Regions from separate parts of the Homo sapiens genome. Here region 2 is linked to region 1. A link is an interaction called in ENCODE POLR2A ChIA-PET data of the cell type or tissue named here. Cell type or tissue: Caco-2. All regions are shown on one strand. Each heading gives the region's core, and the rest is flanking DNA. Links, peaks and the distances in the headings are about the cores only.

Region 1 (6,350 bases), core at 784-5,783:
ACAGAAGAGGCCGGGCGCAGTGGCTCATGCCTGTAATCTCAGCACTTCGGGAGGCTGAGGCAGGCAGATCACCTGAGGCTAGGAGTTTGAGACCAGCCTGGCCAACATAGCAAAACCCTGTCTCTGCTAAAAATACAAAAATTAGCCAGACATGGTGGCAGGCGCTTGTAATCCCAGCTACTCAGGAGGCCGAGGCAGGAGAATCACTTGAACCTGGGACACAGAGGCTGCAGTGAGCTGAGATCGCACCACTGCACTCCAGCCTTGGTGACAAAGAGAGACTCTGTCTCAAAAAAAAAAAAAAAAAGTAAAGAATATGTACAGTTTGCTGTTATTTTCATAAAGTTTCAAAACAATATACCTTACATTACTCATAAACTCATACATATATAATATGTATAATATGTACACATATAAAAACATATGTGGCAATGAAACATCCCAAATCCACAATAGTGGTTACTTATAGAATGGTAAGGACACAGGATGAGGAGGGGTCACAGGAGCCTTCAACTCTCACAGAGATTTACTTATATTAAAAAATATTTTGACTTGTTTCCTTCAAATATTAAAATCTGATAAGGCCAAATGCAAGTACTGAAGTATTCAGTATAGTATTCTCTATGTACTATGTTTACAATATTTCATCCAAAAGGAAAGACACGACCAGAAGGAAACTTGATAAAACTTATTTGAATATGATAGTTAGAAAATAACAGCATATAACTTTAACATTGGCCACCAAATGTGGGCTACTCTAGCTCAGGTTTTTATTATCCCTTTGGCACAGAATCTAGCACAGGGCCTGACTCATAAGAGGTGCTCAAGTAAATATTTGCTTAATGAACTGGACAAGCAGGTAGAAAAAAGTCGAATTATTAATCTAGTCACCTCTGAATATTTTCAAATGTTTTGTTACATCTTAGAATATTTGAGAGTATGAATAATAATTACTGATACACTGGATCTTCTCAACAATTGAGAACATACTTTCTGCCAGACAGCCCATTTTTTAAAGGTATTACTAGGTGTTACGAACTGAATGTTTGCGTTTCCCCCAAAATTCATATGTTGAAACACTAACCCCCATGTGAGGTGGCACCTCTGGGAGTTGATTAAGTTTAGATGAGGTCACAAAGGTGAAGCCCACCTTATGGAATTATTGTAAGAGAAGGAGACTCAAGCATGTGTTTTCTCTTTCTCTCTTCCCGTGTCCCAAGTGAGGACACAGCAAGAAGGTGGCGTGCAAGTCAGGAAGTGGGCCCTCACCAGATACCGAATATACCAGCACCTTGATCTTGGACTTCCCAGCCTCCAGAACTGTGAGAACTAAATGTCTGTTGTTGGAGCCACCCAGTCTGTGGTATTTTGTTATGGCAGCCTGAGCTAAGAGACTAGGATTTAAAAAAAAAAAAAAAAAAAAAAAAATCCACACACCAACACACCTTTCTGTTCATTACGAACACACCTTCTTAATTGCTAATAGGAAAGGTTCCGATGTGAGCCCTCATAAATCCCTGCCTTGGGGAGCTGATGAGACTCCCACACATCATCTGCATCCTGTCTCCCTGGACCAACAGGAATGCTCTGATTTTTAATGACTTCCATCTGTTTTACAGATGAAGCTTTGCTTATTTGGTAAAGACCCAAATAGGAAGTGAAAATACAAAAGGTCAGAGTTCTGATACCACCTAGCTGTGTGCACTGGGCAGGCCAGTTAGTCTCCATTTACCTGAAAACTATCTAAAATGTGAGATTTGGCCAGGTGGCCAAAGTGTCTTCAGTTTCTAAATCAGAATATTGCATTAGTTAGGAATGTCATTTAAAATATGTCATTTAAAACATGTGGGCCGGGCATGGTGGCTCACGCCTGTAATCAGCACTTTGGGAGGCCGAGGCCAGGAGTTCAAGACCAGCCTGGTCAACAGAGTGAAACCCTATCTCTACTAAAAATACAAAAAAATTAGCTAAGCATGGTGGCACATGCCTGTAATACGAGCTACCCAGGAGGCTGAAGCTCAAGAATCGCTTGAACCGGGGAGGCAGAGGTAGCAGTGAGCTGAGATCGTGCCACTGCACACCAGCCTTGGTGACAGAGTGAGACTCTGACTCAAACATAAATAAAATATGTGGAAAACACAACCAAGTGGCCCTCAGCCCACTTAAATAGAAATGCACCTTGATGAAATATTGCTTAGATAATAATTATGCCATGCTGAACTTAAGCTTACAGTTGAATTGACTTCTCCACGACTGAATGGAAAGCAGCAGATAGTGTTCACAAAAATAGCCTCCTTCCCCAGTGCTCACTCCCAAAGACAGTGGGAGACGCTAAGAGGGGAGGTCACACTCACAAAAGCAGTCACCACCTTGCAGTTTTCAGTGATATCATCAGTTCTGTGAAAATTTCATTAGCTGAAGAGAGCTGCTGCTGCAAGAACCGGATAAGTTTATGGCATGAACATCATGTTTATAATTCTTTCATAATATTAACTGATGTTTCAACCAAAACCTGGTTTTATTCCATCTGAGTGACTTTCCAGATGTTGCTGTACAGCTTGTAGCTTAATAAAGCATGAATGTTTTCTCAAGCATGTGAAAATATCTAGATTTCCTGGTGTCATGGGAATCTGCTAAAGTACTGATAATTAGAGCTCTCAGCAAATACCTCAAGAATATTGTTCCCCATTTTTACCAACAAGAGAGATCAAGCATGGATATCATTTGAGATAATCAGACTGTTTATAACCCACTGTGCAAATTCTACACACCAAATACCGCAAATGTGTAAAAAGGAGCAGAGCAGGCTGGTAGAGGTTAATGGAGGAACCTGCCCTTCCCAGCCCCATGTGCTGATCTCCTTACCCTTGGTCTCACCCCTAATCTCACCAAGGACTGGACAAACAAAAGTGCTTTCACAAGTTTTCCTTCATACCTTCACTGGACCTCAGAAGCACTTTTTTTTTTCTTTTTGAGAAGGAGTCTTGCTCTGTCACCCAGGCTGAAGTGCAATGGCGTGATCTCAGCTCACTGCAACCTCCGTCTCCCAGGTTCAAGCAATTCTCCTGTCCCAGCCTCCTGAGTAGCTGAGATTACAGGCGCATGCCACCACACCTGGCTAATTTTTTTTTATTTTTAATAGAGACAGGGTTTCACCATGTTGGTCAGGCTGGTCTCAAACTCCTAACCTCGTGATCCATCCACCTAGGCCTCCCAAAGTGCTGGGATTACACGTGCAAGCCACCATGCCTGGCCCTTCAGAAACGCTTTTTAAAAAAAAAAAATCAAATTTTTTAAAAGGAGCTATTTATGGTGTCCATGTGGAACGGCAGGGGTGTGTTTGGTTTGTGGATATAAGGAAAAGAGATGTGGAGAGGAACCGATGATAAATCCTAAAGTAAATTCTCACGAAGTTTTCTCACATCCGGGAACTATTTGGGTTTTAAATTCTTAGCCCTGATTTTGCCTTAAGCCCCTTATTCCTAATCCTATCAAAGGTACCCTCCTTATTCACTTTCTAAGTCACAGACCCTCTAACCCTCACAGGTCGGGTGCCTCACATTAACTCCAGTCACGCTGCTGCTGTCTTCCCCCCAGGCATCATGACTTCCAAAGATGAGGTTCTGTTACTACTCCATAGGCTGTGCACACAAGGCGACAGGATTCAGTGGTCACTGGTCATGGCACCAGGTGGCCAGGTGAAATGAGAAGGACAACAGGGGAATTGGTTGTGAGGGCTGAGCCAGGGAAGCACGAAGGCAGTGGGCTCAGACTTTGGTCCCCTCCAGAGCTGAGACCAAAATGAGGTTTTTCTCATTCTAATCCCATCTGACTCAACAAACTGCTGCCAGATTAGTTTTCCCAATTCCAACCACCTCTCCTGCCCAGAGTCCCCCAGATTCCTTAGCTGATCCTCACAGCCTTCCACAGTCTGGCAAGAACACATTTGCGAGCCTCCTCCCCCACCGCTTCCATCACTCCACTCAGCCAAGAGAGTGATTCATTTTCACCTTCATGAGCTTCATCTTCTCCCCCTGCTGATGTTGTGTTCATGTGTTTCCTAAACTGAAAATACTCCTCCCTCATCTGTGTGTTTCAACCCTGCCTTTATTCATTCAAATATTGAGCCCTCACTGTGCCAAGTGCATCTCAAATCCCAAGGAAAAGAAAAAATAAATAAATAAATACTACTTCTACCAGAATGTCACACCTGATCCTCCCACTGAAAATACCCTCCTTGCTTCTAAAGCCTCCAGCACCCGATTATGTGACAACCCTGATCTTCTAGCTTCCACCTTGGTCATCTGCTGAGGAGATATGACTAGTGAGAAGAGCTGCACATTCTTCAGCACACAGGCCGAGCACTCCAGGTCCCTTCACAATAGAGAAGAAAGCACTTCAGGAACAAAAAAGTGACTGACAACATATCACATGCTCCCAAGAGGTGGAGATAAGAAATGAAAAGCATCCTCTAAACTGAGTCCAGGGAGGTCAGAGGTGTGACCCTGGAGAAGGCCACTGTCACAAGAGTGAGGACAGCAGAGAACTGTGGAGCAGGGAGTGTTGAACAAAGAAAGGGCAGGAGGAAAGACAGCACAGGCTGAATACAGACTCATTTCTGTAACCCACCTTTCCTCCACCCATACCCTCAAATAGCTTTAACAGGTCTTACAGGTTCAAGATAGTAATCACTGTTGAATAAATTCCAACACAAAAACTAATCTATGCCATCCCATATGTATGCCATCCCATATGCACGACCTGCATAATATTTACCAATGCTTTAAGTTACCATTTATCCTCCATTATCCTTTGAAACATTAAAACTTTTTTCCTACTGCTGTACATTGAAACTCAACGTTTCATGGAATTTTCCCCCCTTTTGCTCCTGCAGATGGGAAAGTATCTGGGTTAAGGGAAAGAGATCAATGAAAAAGCGGAAAAAGAAAATCCTTCCTACAGATTTTGAGACTCACGCCACTTCTCCCTGCCATTGCTAAGAACTAAGCTGCTTTTCAGGATGCCGCAGCAGGCTCCTAGACTTCCCAGTCTCACCGGGCAGTTACTCAGGTGGTCACATAACCTGAATGTTGTTGTTTCCAGATTCACAAAACAAACACATTTAGAGACACAATTTGATCTGTTTTCATAGTAACATGAATGCAAATCAGTTCTTGGATATGATGCAGCTGCTTAAGAGAGGCTTCCAGGCTCTCCAGCTACCAGCTAATAAGGTTACTTCCTCTTAATAACCTACTTCACAGACCTCTTTAGAGATTTCACAGCTCCTCAGCCCAGGGTCTCCCCCTGTCTTACTTTTAACCAAAAAAGCAACCATGCACCTGGAAATTAGGAAACCAACAGCTTTTCAACAATCTACCTCAGAAAAATTCTTGTCAATAAACACACAAATCTCAATTTTCCCGAAATCAGAAAGAAGTTTGACCTGTAAAAGGAGTTAATACACTCAGTTTTTCACTACTAGAGACTTGAAAAATGTATTTGGTGACAAATTATGAAAATAGGGAGTGGTTTGCCTATCTAAAGGATAAAGAAAATGAGCATCACTTAAGTCAACTATGAGCTATGCCTTTATAATTATTTAGAAATCTATTATATTAAAATCTCAGAGTACAATCTTCCTTATATGAAATAATTGCTGAAAATCCACACTAATTGGCCAAAGTCACAGCTAACAATGACAGAGTGAAAATCAAATGCCTGTCCTCTTAGCAGTACATTTCTTCAAGCAGCTTAGTATTTTCATTTTAAGAAAAAAGAGCTCAGACATGATAATGTTGTAGGGGGAGGGAAGGTTGTCTGGATGACTTCTGTTTGAAAGCATAAACTACATGTCATTTATGTCCTAGATATCATATACATACACCCATGGGATGCTCAGGGAATTCATGGCAGGACTTATGGTATCATAAACATTATCTTTGCAATATTTGTGTTCTAAAAGTTACACACTATTGATCTGACGGGCACAATACAGCTTTCACTTATGCCTAAAGTTCTCAAGGCACCTTTTGAAAGCAACTGGGAATCTGTACCAATACATGTCAAATCCGGGACCAGAGAACAGAAAGAAGCAAAAATGGAGCACTGGATTGGAGACACAACAGAAGAAATAAAACACAACAAGCCATCACTTGAAAACTGGGAAATCTAAAAGCAAAACTACAGCCTTGTGATTTTATTTTTAGATTTAGTGATGCCTGAACATTCAAAAACTCTGTTTCAATGTTAAGTACTAATGAAAGCTAAACAAGTCAATATTCAGAGCTGTTCTTTCCCTTTAGCTTAGATGTTATTCTTTTTTTTTTTTTTTTTAGAAAATAGTCGTC
Region 2 (6,350 bases), core at 766-5,765, 120 kb after region 1:
AATAGGTGTAGGTCTGGATGAATGAGGCCAATATCTTTTTTTTTTTTTTTTTTTTTTAAACAAAGTTCAGCATTATGGGTTGAGGACTATGAAGAAAGGTGTTGACAAAATAAATGTGAGTGCTACTGTTTTACCTGGTAGAAACATTTATAAATCATTATTATAAAAATTGCCATTTGGCACCTAATCAGCTGAATTTAATGCTCTTCTCAATAAGCAAATGTTTAAGAATATCCAAGGAAACTAAACTTGCCTTATTAGATATAAAAACCTAGAAGTAAAAAACAGCAATGTATTGATGCAGAAAGACAAATACATCAGTGGAACACAATAAAGAATCTAGATACAGACCTTTGAATTTATATGGATTTAGTATATGATACAGGTGTGATATTTCAGATCATTGGGGGAAGGGATAAACTATTCAGGAAATGGAAATGGTGTGCTTCATTTGGGGAAAAAAGTTAGATCCCTACTTTTAATTCTGGGTGAGTTAAACATCTGAGGGCCAAAAAATCTATTTGATGGAGACCTTCCAAAGCAAAACACAGAGTAGGGCCCAGAAGCCACAGAACATTGACAAATGTGACCACATTTTAAAACAATTGAAAAAAATCTATCTGGTGAAGGATACTATAAAGTTAAAAAACAAGTGACAGACTGAGATAAATATTTGCAACTTTTATAACAAAGCATGAATATAATTGTCTATTAATCAGAGAAATGGAAATTAAAACCAATGGGATAACAATTTCTAACTGCTTATGTTAGCACATTAAAGTTGTTTGATATCTTATTTTCTCATAGGTTTATGGAAAATTTATACACTGTTAGTGCAACATTTTAGTAGCTTGATTTGGCCTTTTCTAGCAACACTAAAGATGTTTGTGTCCTTGATCTAGCATTTCCGTGTCTGGGAATCTATCCTGATAAATACTCATACATGTGTGCAGTGATGTGTGTACAAGGATGTTCACTATAATACTGTAATTGGAAAAATCAAAGCAAACAAATTATCTGAATGTTTATATTAGTAAGAAAGTATTTCAATAAATTATGATGTAACAGTCACCTAATGTAGTATTATGCAAAAAAATGGTTAAGGTACATGTATAGACAAGGAAGGAAGTTTATGGCATACTATTAAGTGAGAAAGACAAGGCATAATCTTAGGAGCAGTGAGCATACCTAGAACCCAGATCTTGGTTTTTAAATACCATTTCTCACCAAAAGGAACTATAGCTTCTTGGAGCAATGGCTGATTCCAGTACTGGGGTGGAATAGATTCAATATGATTCTGGGGCATCCTGTATTAGAAAGTGAGGAAGTGCTCAAAAAGGGATTTGGTGGGGGAAAGGGGAGCAAAAGGACACAGCAGCATGCTTGAAGACTCTCCCACTGGCCAAATCTGGGACAATTTAATCACCAAAATAAATAAGGGCCCTAATGGATTGAAACCCACTGAATAAGAATCCCTGAATTTCTATGTATCTTAAGCAGATTAATAAATACATAAATGGGGATAAAAGTACAGCTCGTCCTTACAGTAAATGCCAACTAATAGTATAGAAAAAATGAGGCAGAATTAGTTTTTGGAAGGCAAGAATCATCAATAGATCCTAAATCAATGGAGGGAAATCTGATGAGGATCAGGGCATTTATATAGTTTCAAAGTATCTTTCAAATTACGACAAAAGGAAAGATTGTAAGTATATAGGGAAGAAGCCAGACAACATCTTTTTTTTTTTTTTTTTTTGTTTAGACAGAGTTTCGCTCTTGTTTCCCAGGCTGGAATGCAGTGGCGCGATCTTGGCTCACTGCAACCTCCACCTCCCATGTTCAAGTGATTCTCCTGCCTCAGCCTCCCAAGTAGCTGGGATTACAGGCATGCCTGCCACCATGCCCGGCTGATTTTTTGTATTTTTTTTTAGTAGAGAGGGGTTTCATCATGTTGGCCAGGTTGGTCTCGAACTCCCGACCTCAGGTGATCTGCTTGCCTCGGCCTCCCCAAGTGCTGGGATTACAGGTGTGAGCCACTGTGCCCGGCCTGTTTTTTTAAAAAATTTAATTTAATTTAATTTTACTTTAAGTTCTGGGATACATGTGCAGAACATGCAGGTTTGTTACATAGGTATACATGTGCCATGGTGGTTTGCCGCACCTATCAACCCATCATCTAGGTTTTAAGCCCCGCATGCATTAGTTATTTGTCCTAATGCTCTCCCTCCCCTTGCCCCTATCCCCCAACAGGCCCTGGTGACCACACAACATCTTAACCAAGTGATTAAAGCTAACATCAACAGTAAGATTGCTCCAGATTTGATGCTTTGAGGATGCATTGCTTATATAGTACCACATCCAAAATGTACAGCCTGCAATCTAATTGTGAGAAAACCTTGGACAAACCCTAGTTGGGACCATTCTGTAAAACAATTGGCCTACCTTCTTAAAAAATGTCAGTGACATGAGAGACAAAGCAAAGATGAAGAACTGTTTAAGATGAAAGGAGATTAAAGAGACAGGACAGCTAAATTGAAACTATGACCTGTATTGGGGAAAAAAACTATATATGTATATTTTGATCTTGCTGTGTTGCCCTGGTTGGAGCACAGTGGCTCAATCATGGCTCACTGCAGTCTTGACCTCCCAAGCTCAAGTGATCCTCCTACTTCAGCCTCCTGAGGAGCTGCCAACCACAGGTGTGCACCACTATGTCTGCTTAATTTTTTAAAGTTTTATAGAGACAGGGTCTTGCTGTCTTGCTGTGTTGAACTCCTGGACTCAAGGGATCCTTCTGCCTTAGCCTCCTAAAGTGCTTGGATTACAGGCATGAGCCACTGTGCCCTGCCTGCATTATTGATTTTTGATTCAGTTGACAAATACAGAATATGAACTGTAGGTTAGATAATACTGAATTTGATTGCTGTGATTAAGAGAATATTCTCATTTTTAATAAAGATACACAAGTATCTTTTGAGAGATAAATAGGCATGATGAATATAACCTACTCACAAATGATACAGAATGTTTCAGTAATGTACAAATAGAGTGTTATATACAAATATTAAAAAAAGGTATGGAAGGATACACATTAAACTTTTAACAGTGAAGAAATGAGAGGACGAGTACTGTGAAGGTGGACTTTTTACCATATGGCTTGAAGTTTTGACAATATATATTCACGTAGTTTATAATACATTAGCAAGAAATTGTCTGGCTGGGCGCAGTGACTCACGCCTTTAATACCATGACTTTGGGAGGCAAAGGTGGGCAGATGGCCTGAGCTCAGGAGTTTGAGAGCAGCCTGGGCAACACAGCGAAACCCTGTCTCTATAAAAAATACAAAAATTAGCTGGGCGTGGTGGCATGCACCTGTAGTCCCAGCTACTCAGGAAGTGGAGATAGGAGAATTGCTTGAGCCTGGTAGATGGAGGTTGTTGCAGTGAGCCAAGATCACACCTTTGTACTCCAGCCTGGGCGACAGCATGAGACCTTGTCTCACACACAAAAAATTGTCACATCTTTTTTGTTTCAACTTGTGACTTTTAATTTTGAGTTATTGAAATCATAGTAGGCTGGGCGCGGTGGTTCATGCCTGTAATCTCAGCACTTTGGGAGGCTGAGGCGGGCGGATCATGAGGCCAGGAGATCGAGACCATCCTGGCTAACATGGTGAAACCCCGTCTCTACTAAAAATACAAAAAAGTAGCCAGGCGTGGTGGCAGGCGCCTGTAGTCCCAGCCACTCGGGAGGCTGAGGCAGGAGAATGGCGTGAACTGGGGAGGCTGAGCTTGCAGTGAGCCGAGATTGTGCCACTGCACTCCAGCCTGGGCGACAGAGCAAGACTCTGTCTCAAAAAAAAAAAAAAAAATTATTAGTAGTTCCATTTGCTGATTCATCTTTTGAGAGTGTAATAATCTGTAAAAGTAGATTATTTGAACTTTTGAAATTTTATAAAGGCAAATTCTCTTAAAAAAGTGCCACTGAGATGAGGTAAGGTGAGATGAGGTTGGAGTAGTTTCCTTTTACAAAATGTTTAAATTTTCATTGTAAATTTTCTTTTTTGTTTTTTTTGTTTTTTTGAGACAGGGTCTCGCTCTGTTGCCTAGGCTGGAGTGCAGTGATGTGATCATAGCTCATTGCAGCCTTGAACTCCTAGGCTCAGGTGATCCTCCTGCTTCAGCCTCCCAAGTAACTAGAACTCTAGGCACACACCACCATACCTGGCTATTTTATTTTATTTTACTTAGAAGAATCTTGCTATGTTGTCCATGCTGGTCTTTAACTCCTGGACTCAAGTGATCCTCCCACCTTGGCCTCCCAAAGTACTGGGATTACAGGTGTAAACCACCATGCCTGGCCCAATGTAAATTTTTGTTGACATCAAACATTGTTATAGCAAGTGTGTAAGCCATAAGTTTATGATTTGATGAATTTTCATGAAGTTGATAGACCTGGGTAATCAGTGCTGACATCAAGGACCAGAATATTACCGCTATATAATATAAAGTGTGCAGGAAGAAACCCCATCTCTTTACCAGTGCCCCACTCTCCCTAGAGCACCTACTATCTGACTTCTAACACCGTAGATTAGTGTTGCTTGTTTTGAATTTTATACAAATAGAACCATACAGTGTGACTTGTTTTTGCGTGCCTAGCTTCTTTTGTGTTTAGTTTGTTTATTCTCATTGCGGAATCATACTCCATTATATGACTATACTAGATTTGTCTGTTATATTACTGATAGATGTTTAGGTTATATCAGTTTTTTTTCGCTATCAGAAGCAGTGTAGCTATAAACATTCTTGAACATTCTTTTGGTGATAATATGTATTAATTTCTGTTGACTATATTCTCAGAAGTGGAAATGCCAAACACTGTGAGGTTCCTACATTAAGAATGAATCTGAATAGGTATGCTCAGCTCGAATTGGTACTACAAAGTAGTCTTCCAAAGTGATCTTACTGATTTTATACTCCAATGGTGTATGAGACTGTATCCTTACCATACTTGCTATTGACTACTTGTTTTTTTCCATTCTGTCAGATGCGTAGTATGCATTGTGAATTTTTTTTTTTTTTTTTTTTTTTTGAGATGGAGTCTCGCTCTGTTGCCCAGGCTGGAGTGCAGTGGCGTGATCTCGGCTCACAGCAAGCTCAGCCTTCCGGGTTCACTGCATTCTCCTGCCTCAGCCTTCCAAGTAGCTGGAACTACAGGCGCCCGCCAACACGCCCGGCTAATCTTTTGTATTTTTAGTAGAGACAGGGTTTCACTGTGTTAGCCAGGATGGTCTCGATCTCCTGACCTCGTGATCCACCCGCCTTGGCCTCCCAAAGTGCTGGGATTACAGGCATGAGCCACCGCGCCTGGCCTGCATTGTGATTTTAACTCCATTTCCTGGGTGGCTGTTGAAGCTGAGCACCTTTTCTCATGTGCTTATTGGCCATTTGGATATGTTCTTTGGTGAAGTGTCTAAGTCTTTTGCCCATTTTTGTTTTTTATTGATATGTAGGAATTTTAAAATATATTTTGGACATGAGCCCTTTATTGAATATAGTTATTACAAATATCTTAGTTGCTTGCTTTTTACTTTATTACAGGGTGTTTTTTTTTTTTTTTAGTGAGCAGACATTCTTAATTTTATTATAGACCTATTTATAGTTGTTTTCCTTTATAGTTAGTGGTTTTATATGTGTGTGTATTATGTAGTTATGTTTAAGAAATCTTTGCTCATGAGGTTTTATTTCATTTTTGTATTTTTTTCTGGACTCAGTATTAGATATGTTACTTGATTCTAAAAAAATCCATCTTCCTACCCCTCCCCTATTTTCTCTCTCTCCAGAGTGGGTATTAAGGACATTGCTGGTATCCATTTGCCAACAAATGTGAAATTTCAGAGTCCGGCTTATTCTTCTGTAGATACTGAAGAAACAATTGAACCTTATACAACTGAAAAGATGAGTCGAGTTCCTGGAGGATATTTGGCTTTGACAGAGTGCTTTGAAATTATGACAGTAGATTTCAACAACCTTCAGGTGAAAAAAATTCAGTTACTATTTTCAAGCATTAAATTTCATGCATTGTTTAAAATAATATATAGGACAGACAGTCTTTATTTTATGAGTTTGCATGAAGATTCCACTTATTGTATGTAAAGAAAATGATTAAAGGGTAATTAGAATTTCTTCCTGAAATTATTTGCTTTCTTCCTTGGTTTCCTTGCTTTTCTTTCCTTTCTTTCTTTTCTTTCTTTGACAGTGTCTTGCTCTGTCACCCAGGCTGGAGTGCAGTGGCACCATCTCGGCTCACTGCAGCCTCGACCTCCCAGGTTCAAGCAATCCTCCTGCCTC

Evidence for each region. ChIA-PET counts read pairs that join two places held together with the same protein. Peaks named below come from ENCODE experiments on the same cell type or tissue, not always from the same donor. Only the 100,000 strongest peaks of a DNase experiment are listed, where the experiment ranks them.
Region 2: POLR2A ChIA-PET joins it to region 1 with 5 read pairs; 4 of 35 experiments call an interaction of 5 or more read pairs at or near these places.

The regions. Positions count from the first base shown.
Region 1 is chr4:147,785,070-147,791,419 of GRCh38, reverse strand. The region is part of intron 1 of ARHGAP10 (Rho GTPase activating protein 10); the gene reads right to left. Among named protein-coding and RNA genes, the nearest start is that of MIR4799, 5.6 kb to the right of the region's middle. In Caco-2, for the core only: no CTCF peak of the experiment used is centred there; a DNase peak (open chromatin) is centred at 2,866.
Region 2 is chr4:147,660,531-147,666,880 of GRCh38, reverse strand. It overlaps PRMT9 (protein arginine methyltransferase 9), which reads left to right. Exons shown (of 12, transcript NM_138364.4): 7 at 5,843-6,035. Among named protein-coding and RNA genes, the nearest start is that of PRMT9, 20 kb to the left of the region's middle. In Caco-2, for the core only: no CTCF peak of the experiment used is centred there; no DNase peak of the experiment used is centred there.